2 separate regions of the Mus musculus genome follow, and region 1 is linked to region 2. A link is a loop called in an ENCODE intact Hi-C map of the cell type or tissue named here. Cell type or tissue: gastrocnemius. All regions are shown on one strand.

Evidence for each region. A loop is a pair of places that touch in the nucleus more often than their neighbours do. Peaks named below come from ENCODE experiments on the same cell type or tissue, not always from the same donor. Only the 100,000 strongest peaks of a DNase experiment are listed, where the experiment ranks them.
Region 1: a loop joins it to region 2, with 9 times the contacts of the local background. A loop is called at or near these places in 24 of 42 quality-filtered maps.

The regions. Positions count from the first base shown.
Region 1 is chr4:101,655,481-101,660,480 of GRCm38, forward strand. Leprot (leptin receptor overlapping transcript) reads left to right here. Exons shown (of 4, transcript NM_175036.4): 3 at 629-815; 4 at 2,358-3,878. The coding sequence ends at 2,474. Among named protein-coding and RNA genes, the nearest start is that of Leprot, 10 kb to the left of the region's middle. In gastrocnemius, a CTCF peak has its summit at 1,953 (motif pointing right); no DNase peak of the experiment used is centred here; H3K4me3 peaks cover 343 bases; H3K27ac peaks cover 1,825 bases.
Region 2 is chr4:101,996,579-102,001,578 of GRCm38, forward strand. No RefSeq gene overlaps it. Among named protein-coding and RNA genes, the nearest start is that of Gm12789, 12 kb to the left of the region's middle. In gastrocnemius, a CTCF peak has its summit at 2,166 (motif pointing left); a DNase peak (open chromatin) is centred at 2,143.

The sequences.
Region 1 (5,000 bases), 340 kb before region 2:
ACACAGCCGTGAGCAGAGCCCAAGGCAGGCTTGAGACCAGAGAGTGACGAGAGAAGACTGCGGTGGCTGTAGGTTCAGAGAATGAGGGTGACGTGGTCCAGAGTGGATAGAGGAGGAAGCAGACATAAGGTAGCAGATAAGAAGCCTCACTTGTGGCTCTTCTAAGTCATTAGAAGCTTTCATGCATACATGCACTCAAGGATCTTCCTGAAGCTAGCTCATGTAAGCCACTGTACTGCGTTCTGTAGGGAAAGCAGAGGCGCATTTTTACGATTCTGTCCTTAGAGTTGCTCATCAGGGCCAGTGATGCAGGATGCAGCTCAACAGTAGAGTGCTTGCCTAGTATGTACAAAGTCCTTGGTTCATTCCCCCGGACTACAAAAACCTGCAGATCTCTAACATATAAAACAGTTGTTTCTCAATCATACACTGAATAGTTGTTTCTTAATATAGGCTGCATATGTATTAGTAAGAAAGAATATTTATCTATGCTTGATAGAAATAGCATGTCTGAATTTCATAATTGATTAATGTTTTTACATTTGAAATAGCCATGTTGAAACAACAGTATGCCTCTGAGTTAAGATGTAACTTTCTTTTTGGTTTCATCCGGGTTCCCTGAAAACAGCGTTTACTGGCCCCTGTTCGTCTTGATTTTCTACGTCATCTCCCCCATCCCCTACTTCATTGCCAAAAGGGTCACATATGACTCCGACGCGACCAGCAGTGCCTGTCGGGAACTGGCGTATTTCTTCACCACTGGGATTGTTGTTTCTGCCTTTGGACTTCCTGTTGTTCTTGCTCGTGTGGATGTGGTGAGTTCTGGTTTCTGTTGTTTTACTCTGGTCAGGGTTTGTTTCAAGGGCCTGTGTCTGAGGCCTCGAGTTTATTTCCGTTGCTTTGGCTCTCTTTGGAGCCGTTTGTAGCTTTCGTTTCTCTCTCCTATTGGTCAGAGTCTCCGTCATAGCTTCAGAATGCTTTCCTGGTTTCTCTTACAACTTTTAGTCAAAGCATATGATGTCTTGCTTTTTCCATACTAAGTTATTCTCTATAGTCATTCTTATATTCCTGCCTCTTAAGCCATGGGGCAATCCATAGAGTCAGTCAGTAGAAAGGCTTTCCCAATCACAAAGTGAAGGAAGGGCATATCAAAGGAGCCAGGGCCTGACTTCTCAGGAACTCTGGGATGTACTGAGGGATAGCCAGTGAGTGACCCAGTGCGGGCTTTTGTTTGTTTTTTTTGTTTTTTGACTGGCAAATAAAGATTGTGCTATAATTTATTCAGATTCTTTGACTTGCCTGCTTTTTGTTTTTATTCTGTCAACCACATTGGCCATCAGAAATGTACAATTTTGTTTATTCATTTAATATGAAACTATCTCATGGACATCTTCTATTTATGAAATGCCAATAATAAAAACTACACTGTCAGCACTCAGAGAACACGTTGGTGGCCTGTGAGGATGTATGCTAAAGAATACTGCATGTGGGGAGGGAAGCTGGTAAGAGTTCCATAGGAGGACCAAGAGAGAAAGGCCAGCTGCTGCTCCGTAAGGGCCTCTAAGGCCAAGTAGGAGTCTGATTAAAGTAGGGAAGGTTGTTGGAATAGCACACGAGTGTGAAAATGCAGTGTGTGGCATAAAGAACAGTGTCGTGTGATAAAGCAGAAGGTAAGATAAGAGCAAGGCCAGAAAGGTCTCTGAAGTCTGCTCAGCCAGAGCCCCTAATGCTGCCTCAGCTTGAACTTTACTTAAGCACTGAGGAACGCTGATGCTCTGAACACAGGTGGCTCTGGCCTCATTCGTCAGCCTCAAGTTTGTGGTAAGTCTTCCTACTTCAGCCTTGGGGTGGTGTTTGGAGAAGAAGCTTTCATAGATGTTTCTGTTGGTTAACTTGAAGCAAAAAAAAAAAAAAAAAAAAAGAAAAAATGCCCACTAGAGGGCACTCTCATCCCCAGCTATGACTCTATAGAACCATCTGCCCAGCTGTGGATTATTGTTTACAGTGTATCTTGCCTAGAAAAGAAGCAAACAGATTCGTAACTTTCCAATTTCTGTTCTTTGTGAAAGAGGTATTTGCACCTCATGTTGGATCACTGATAATCTTGCTCCATGTGTTTTTCTTGAGGCAGTTACTGCAAACTGAAAACAACCATGAGTCTCCTCAGGACGATATTAAGGATGCTACTAGACTTAATTAACAAGCGTTGTGGAATCCATTAAACATGACCCGGAAGTTCTCTGTCCTCCACCCATGACATTCCTAGCCCCTTAGCAGCCTTGTGTCATGCTTCAGTGCGGTGTCTGATGTAGAAGAATACAACCTGAAAAGGACTTATCCCTTCTTTTGTGTTTCAGATCAAGTGGGGAGCCTGTGGTCTTGTGCTGGCCGGCAACGCTGTCATTTTCCTCACAATTCAAGGCTTCTTCCTCGTCTTTGGAAGAGGAGATGATTTCAGTTGGGAACAGTGGTAGCCCCTCCTCCCCATGGAAAGCATTGAGTCTTAGAATTTGTACTGTACGTATATGTGTGCACATGTGTTTCAGATTTGAATATGCTGAGTTTTTTTATACCTTTATATCATGATCATCTTAGGGAAGATGTTGTAAACAAAAGATGAGTTTTACTCCTGGCACACAGGTCACTCCATTGACTCAAAGTGAATTATTTTTATCTTCTAGCTTCCAGAAAGCCTGTTACTATGGCCTTGTAGACAGCTGCTCACTTATCCAGGGGGTCTAAACCTTTTGCCTTGGGTTAGGCTTGGGAGACACTGGGGCAGATCTCCTACAGCCCAAACATAGGTGGCGCTCTCCCTGTACACTTAGACTCATCTCATCCACACAGAGCATCAGCATCTGCTAGGAGCCCATTGGGGATGCAGGGTCAGACTGGGTAACTTTGATGCGATTGCACACTTGGCGCACGCACATTGACGGGTGAGGAGGTTTGTTGTAGAGGAATAAGCATCATAGCTCCCCTGCCCTCTCTGGGTGTTGCATGCTCATTTGCAGGAAAAAAAAAAAAATCACCTGCCCCCTGCTGTGAATGAGTTCAGACTTCAGGTGTTTCTAACATGTTCAATACTTGTGTTGTTCCTCAAATTTGGGGGACCTGTTCTTAGGCAGGAACAGATAAGTCATCCAAAAGGCAGTGGCTGATTGCTCAGAATAAGATACAAAATAACCAAAAAACCCCTCTGGGGTGCAAGGAGGGAAACTTGGCTGGAATGGTCCCTACTTTAAGTGGAGGGCAGGATAGACAATTCTTGGAAATGTCCCTCTACGGTGCCTCCCATCCCCCATGCAGCATTTGGTTTGCTCTTGGTGGTGGGTCTCCTGAAGGGTATGAGGCAAGAGTGAGCAGAGGGGAGGGAGTCACTGAAGTTACACGCTGGTGCACTTTTCATCCTTGATATTGAACTTGATGTCACCTCCACAGGACACACAGGGATCCACATCATTTTGGTTCTTATAAACAGTTTTTCTAGCTCATCTTTTTTATCTGGAGCCTACTGGGAGAAGGAAGTGAGAACTACAAGCACCCAGTCAGGATGCCATCAGCGGTGTTTAAGCATTGATGCTGCTCGCTAATGAGTGTCCAGAGCACTCTCCCTTGAGGCTTGCGGTCCAAGGAGTCAGCATCCAGGCCAGGGCTGGTGTGACGCTGGGACCAGCAGGTGAATGGACAGAGGACAGTGTGCAATGTTATATTTTGGCCTTGTGCATGACATTATGTTTTGAATATTTTGTGTACAAATAGAATTGTTAGCGTTGTCATTTCTAGTATTTACATTAGAAAAATTATTTAGATACTTGATCATTTAACTGGCATTTTTAATCATGACACTTGCTATTGTAATAAATTTGACTTTTAACACTGAAGGAGAGTTGCATTTCATAAATCTTTAATCTCCATTTACCTTGTGTTAAAGATGAGTGACAATCTCTTAACACTTTGGAATGGACAGTTCTGAGTAGTGATCCTGTCTTGGAATGGACCTCTGTGATACCATTTTGACCGTCCAGTTGGCTGTAATAACTTTTCTTTCCCCATGAATTTATCTGACTATTTTTGGAAGTGTCTTGGTTGTTTGATTACCTCAAATAACCAAGATGGCTTTCATGTAGGAGCTTAAAGTATCGCTTTTTCCCTCTTCCTTTTCTCTTTTTAAGATAGGGTCTTACTCAGTAGCCCAGGCTACCTTTAAGCTCACTTGATACTTCTCTTTCACCCTCAAGCACATAGACCGTATCTGGCTTAAGAGTTATCTCTTGATTTGATTTCTGGAAAGATGGAAGATACCTGTATAAAGAGTATGTGAGAGGCTGGAGAGCTGGCTCAGTGGTTAAGAACACTTGGTGTTCTTGCAGAGGACCTGGGTTCAGTTCCCAGCACCCACATAAGTTGACTCAATAGTAATTCCAAGGTATCCAATGCCGTATGGCTCTGTGGGTACCTACACACGCATGCACATACACAGGCACACAGGCACCATACACACATAAAATTAAAGTATTTGAAGTGACAGATTATTATTAGATTTGCTGTGTGTCTACAAGAAGCATTTATTCCACAGTGCCAAGTATTATAAGCAATGCTAGCCATATAGGAATATTTATAGTTTTTTTTTCCTGATCAGAATGGTGGATGTCTTTCTTTCCTTCCAAGAAGCAGCCATTCATATATTGTAGAATATATTTATAAATTCTGAGCATATTGATTACATTTGTAAAATTGGGAATATACTTTAAAGATTTACCCACAAGTAAGAATTCTCATGACAAGACTGACATATTCTAGCAACTAGCTGATAGGAGAATGGAAAACACAAGTTATTATGAGTGGGCAGGAGCAGGTAAGCTGTGTTGACCCTGACCTGTGAGGCTGAAGGTCTCTACCCAAGTGTGGAACAGGAATTCTGTTCCAAAGGTGTGAAGAAGTTTTGGAGGAAGACGGTGGGAGTTTCCACCTCTTTTTCAGAACAAGGCCTTTCTTCC
Region 2 (5,000 bases):
TCATACCACCTACACATGCGGAGTGTTCACATGTCTTGTACTTTAAAACATCAGATAAGGGATGATTTATACCAAACAAATGATGGCACTGAGCAGAAAGCCAAAAGGAAATTAAGTCTTAGTGAAGTGGGTAAGAGTTTCAGGGGAGCAGGCTAGTCCTTTGGAACTGGGAGGTGTTTGATCTACTCTGAAGGGTACCCGAAGAAAAAAGTCCCCAGGGCAACTGACCCATTAGAGTCCTCATGACAAATTGACTGCTTTAGTTTCCAAAATTCCTCTTTCAGAAATATGTGTCCAGCGTTGTCTGGAACCAGATTCTCTGCCTGCACACTCTGCTCAGAAAGATTGTGTGGGAAGCCACTCTCAGAAGAGAGCACAGCTGGGTTCAGTAGCTTACTCGGATCAAGTGGCCAAGAGTGATGGAAAGCAAGGGAAGCCGCTGAGGTGTGGCTGCTTTGGGAAGCAGAACACTAGAAGAGGGAAAAATTCAAAGCATCAAAGTGTTGAAAAATTGCTTTTAGAGTACTGTCAGCAGACAGCAGAGGCAGGAGACTCAGGGCAGCCCTAATGTCATGAGAAATGTTCATATGTAAAGCTAGAAAAATGACAGTTCTGTAACAGATGTAGAAGTAGGTTTTGAGAAAGCCCTTATAAACATGCAATATTTTAAATGCCAATAAATCACAATCAAGAGTTTGAGAATCAAATCCAGTTGAAGACAAGCATCTTGAAGGAAAACCATATGAAGGGACTCTACAAAATGAAATCTGTTGCCATTGTCTGGTATATTTTCAGGAGTTTGGTTAAAGCTGAAATTTAGATTTGTGTGTAGCATGGCTTGAACTTGAAGCCTTCAGTTTGGAAGGACAGGTTCATCTTGGTCAGGATAGTGTATGCTTATGCTGTTTGCGTCATTATTGAAAGCACTTCATTAGCATTCTGGAGCAACTTGTTAGTGTTGGAATGTGACTTAGGAAATAGCAAGATAGGTGGGTACTAACCAGCTCTTACCAGGAAATGAAGAGAAAAAGAGTCCAGACACTCCCTCCTGGCTCTCCTGTTACCATCAAGGACATTTTTGACACCTTAATGGTGATGTTTGAAAGCCTAAATGGGAGCCGGGCGTGGTGGTGCACGCCTTTAATCCCAGCACTCCGGAGGCAGAGGCAGGCAGATTTCTGAGTTCTGATTTCTGAGGCCAGCCTGGTCTACAAAGTGAGTTCCAGGACAGCCAGGGCTATACAGAGAAACCCTGTCTCCAAAAACAAACAAACAAACAAACAAACAAACAAACAAAACAAAAAAGAAAGAAAGCCTAAATGGAAAGTCTAACTATTTATTCGTGGGAGAGAAATTTTGAAAAGATTAAATAAAAAAACTTATATCCAGTTGGAACTGTAGAAGGCATGAGACCCACATTCTCATGGATAAGCATTAGATAAGCCAGAAATGTTAAAATGCAGGTAGAAGGGTGTGCCACCACGCCCGGCACTTAGCTTGATTTTTAAATCAGGCAGAGCCAGCAGCCTAGGTGGGGTGGGGTGGGGCTACCCACAGTGGACTGGACTATCCCACATCCATCATCATATTTGATGCCCTATAGACCAATCTGATGGTGACTGTTCTTCAATCCAGGTTTCTTCCCCTTGGATGACTCTAGCTTGTGTCAAGTGGCTACAAACCAACCAGTTCTCTCAGAACGTTTCTCATCTTGGGCTTTAGTGTTGTAAGAAAGGGATTGGATGATAGAAGAGAACAGAGAGGTTATGGCTCCAGATTTCCAGGGAACTAGAAAACACACATGAGATTGTCAGTTACACTATGCCTCCCCAAATTACAAAGATGGGCGTACAGAGAGCGGAATATGCGCTTACCAAGGCTACAGCCCCGCAGTTCCGCACTGGAAAGGTGGGTTGTTTTCCTTTCCTATTATGGCTACTGAGGACGTTTGCTCTCTGCCACAGGTAGCACAGCATTTCTGTAGCTTGCAAGAAGATTGAAATTCAGAACCTTAAGTGTGGTTTGCTAGATGGTATTGTTTTCACACCGTTAAGAGAAGAAAATGGTAAGGAGACACAGTCAACTGGGTTCCTCTAATGTTACTACTGTACCAGGACGCCGTGGTCCTAATTATGTGTTGGGCTCTGCTGCCACCTGCTGGTCATCTAGGAAAATAGACGAAAGCTTCCCGTATGTGATGAATACCTGACCCCCTGAATTTCAATCTTCTTCCAAGCTACAGTTGAGTAGGAACAGAAAAAGTGGACTACGTTTCGAACAGCAAGAACCCAAGCAGGTGAGGTGCAGAGGGCCTGTGGTTTATTCGGGGGACTTGGCCAGATTAGCATAGGAGGTCAAGGATAGATCATCTTATGTTTTCTGTGTGATTACTGGGGAAAAGCATAAGGTAAAGAAACAGAGCCTCCTGATTAATTGATAGTTTCTATTTATATTATGGATAATCCACTTACAACATTCAAGAGAAGGAGGAGTTTGATTCCTAGGGGGCATAAAGAGGGTGATTCTCTGCTTTTATTTATTTTTTCTTCTCTTCCTATAATGCATTTGGGTTTGATCATATGCATGCCCAATTACTCAGAGGCATAAGAGAGCCAATAGAGAGTCTTCTTGAAATTTTATTTGAGACACACATTTGAAGGATTGTGCATATACCCCAAACTGTTCAGGCATTTCTCTTCCATAAGGAAGGTATGATTGAATAAAATCTGTCTACATCTGATGATTGTCATGGCGGGGTGGGGGGGGAGGATGGAGAAACTTATCCTAATGTTCAGAGAGAGGTATATATGTAGCTGGATGCAAATGGGGCCTGAGGTTATTGGATGCATTGTTCCAGAGAGGGGTGTTATGTGTAAGTAAAAAAGCTGGGCTTCCACTTGCGTTATCAGAAGGCGATTTCATAAACCAAACCAAGAAGAGTCCCACATTATTAAACCATTCCCTATGCGTGCCTGCCTCAGTCCTCCTTGTTAATCATCCTTGAAAATTTCTGTAGGGTTGTGGGTTCCTCATCTGCTTCACCACAGGCCAGGGCTGCTTGGGGAGGTGGAACTCAGGGAGTTAGACTGTGCTTATCCCACACTGCCCTAGGCACCACTCTGGGGTGGGAAAGCACAGTCTGAGGTGTGAGAAAGACAGAACTGGTTCCAGGGTCCCTGGGCCTAAGCTGAAGTCGGGCTGTGGGGGACTCAGACTCTTGGACACCCAGGCACAGCTGGAAGTCGTGGAAGAGCAAAGAATGCAGTGGGTCTAGCCCAGGGTGGGTGTGTGTGGGTGCAGGGGAGGGGGAGCAGGGAGCTAGTCCCACGGGGGGGGGAGAGAGAGAGAGAGAGAGAGAGAGAGAGAGAGAGAGAGAGAGAGAGAGAGAGAGAGAGAGAGTTGGTGGCTTGAAAGCTACAGGCTTGGTGGAGGTTGTAGCTGGGAGTGAGAGCCTTTCTATGGGAGACAAGACAGTGTCTCTTTAGGTAAAGGCCTTCTTTGTGGTCTCCCACTGCTCCCCACTGCAGATCATAATGAAAAGAGGCAGTTCCATGTTCTGAATCATTTCTTGCCGTAGTGGAAAGTGGATGCATAAAACCATGCCCCGCTTCTCAGGGTGGGCCTGGGATTAAATACCTTTTGCAGGGAGGAATGTCTGGGAAGGAAAGCTTATTGGCTATGCCCTCCGGAACTCTAGCTACTTCATTAGCATGGAGACCTCTGTCTTGAGCCTATGTGACCTGTGTCTCTTTTATGTGAGAAGCATGGCATGTGTCCCAAGTCTGCCAGGGAGCTGGGAGTCACCTAAGCCTCAGGTGCGTGCCCACCGAGTCTCCGGGTCTCGACCTGCTCTCCCTTACCAAACTTCCTGGCATGGTTTTATCTCCTACAATTTTCTTTTTCCCATGTAGCTATTGAACTCAGGAGTAGTTTTGATCAACTGCTAGCAAAACAGAGGAGGGACATGTATAGTTACAATGCTTTCAAGTAAAAATTCTGTAAAGTAGGATTGTCCCAAAGGCCATACAGCTACAGCCTGTAAACAAGAGGACTCCGTGAAGCCTCTAAGTGTCGTTGATACCCTGGCTCCTGTAAAGGCAATGCTTATGTACTTGCTGTGGGACATGTGTTCTTTGAGTTGTTTGCCTACCTTGCCTTCATTTTCTGTTTGTTCACGATTTACTGTGAAATGCAAGCATCAAAGTTTTACAAGCAGGGACTTTCACTGTTACTATAAGATCTCCCATTTCTTTATTTGTCAAGTAATAAGGATTGGTCTTCTAAGCTCACTGATGCCTCAATTTTGCAGGCAGTTGGAGCATTGACACCCTAAATCCCTCAAGAGTGGAGTGAAAAATGGGGAAACCCAAAGTACCTGCCGGTAGTTTCTGAATGTTCCCTGGGCATACCCACTCCCACTCTCTTGTCCTCAGTCATAGTTATTTTCTGTAGCTGTGACAAAACACTGTGGCTAAGACAAATTATAAACAAAATCATTTATGGGCTTTAGGTTTCAGAGGGTTAGAGTTCATGACGGTGGAACAAAACATGGCAGCAGGACCTGCTGAGAGCTCACTTCCTGATTCACAAGCAAGAGGAAGACCAAGAAAGACACTGGGGAGAGTGGAGGCTTTTGAAATCTTAGCTCCTCACCAGGTAGACCTTGCAGTCTCTTGATAGTGCAGGCCTTGGCTGGCATCTTGTCCTTCCATAGTAATCTGCACACAGCTTTGAGATCTCTAATCCCAACATTAGCTGAAACCAATTCATAGGTGTTCAGTCCTGGAAACCCCATCTCTTTCTGCTTGGCTGCCCCTTTCTGGGAGTTCTGCTGATGTCCCATCATGTCCATGCTGAAGGTTATTCTCTGGATTGTTACAGTGGTCTTGTTCTCCTCTTCCAATCTTCAAAGGTTCACACAACCAGTCCCTTATAAAATTTAAAAAAAAAAGAAAAAACAAAACAACAACAACAAAAACAAAACAAAACAAAAAAAAACC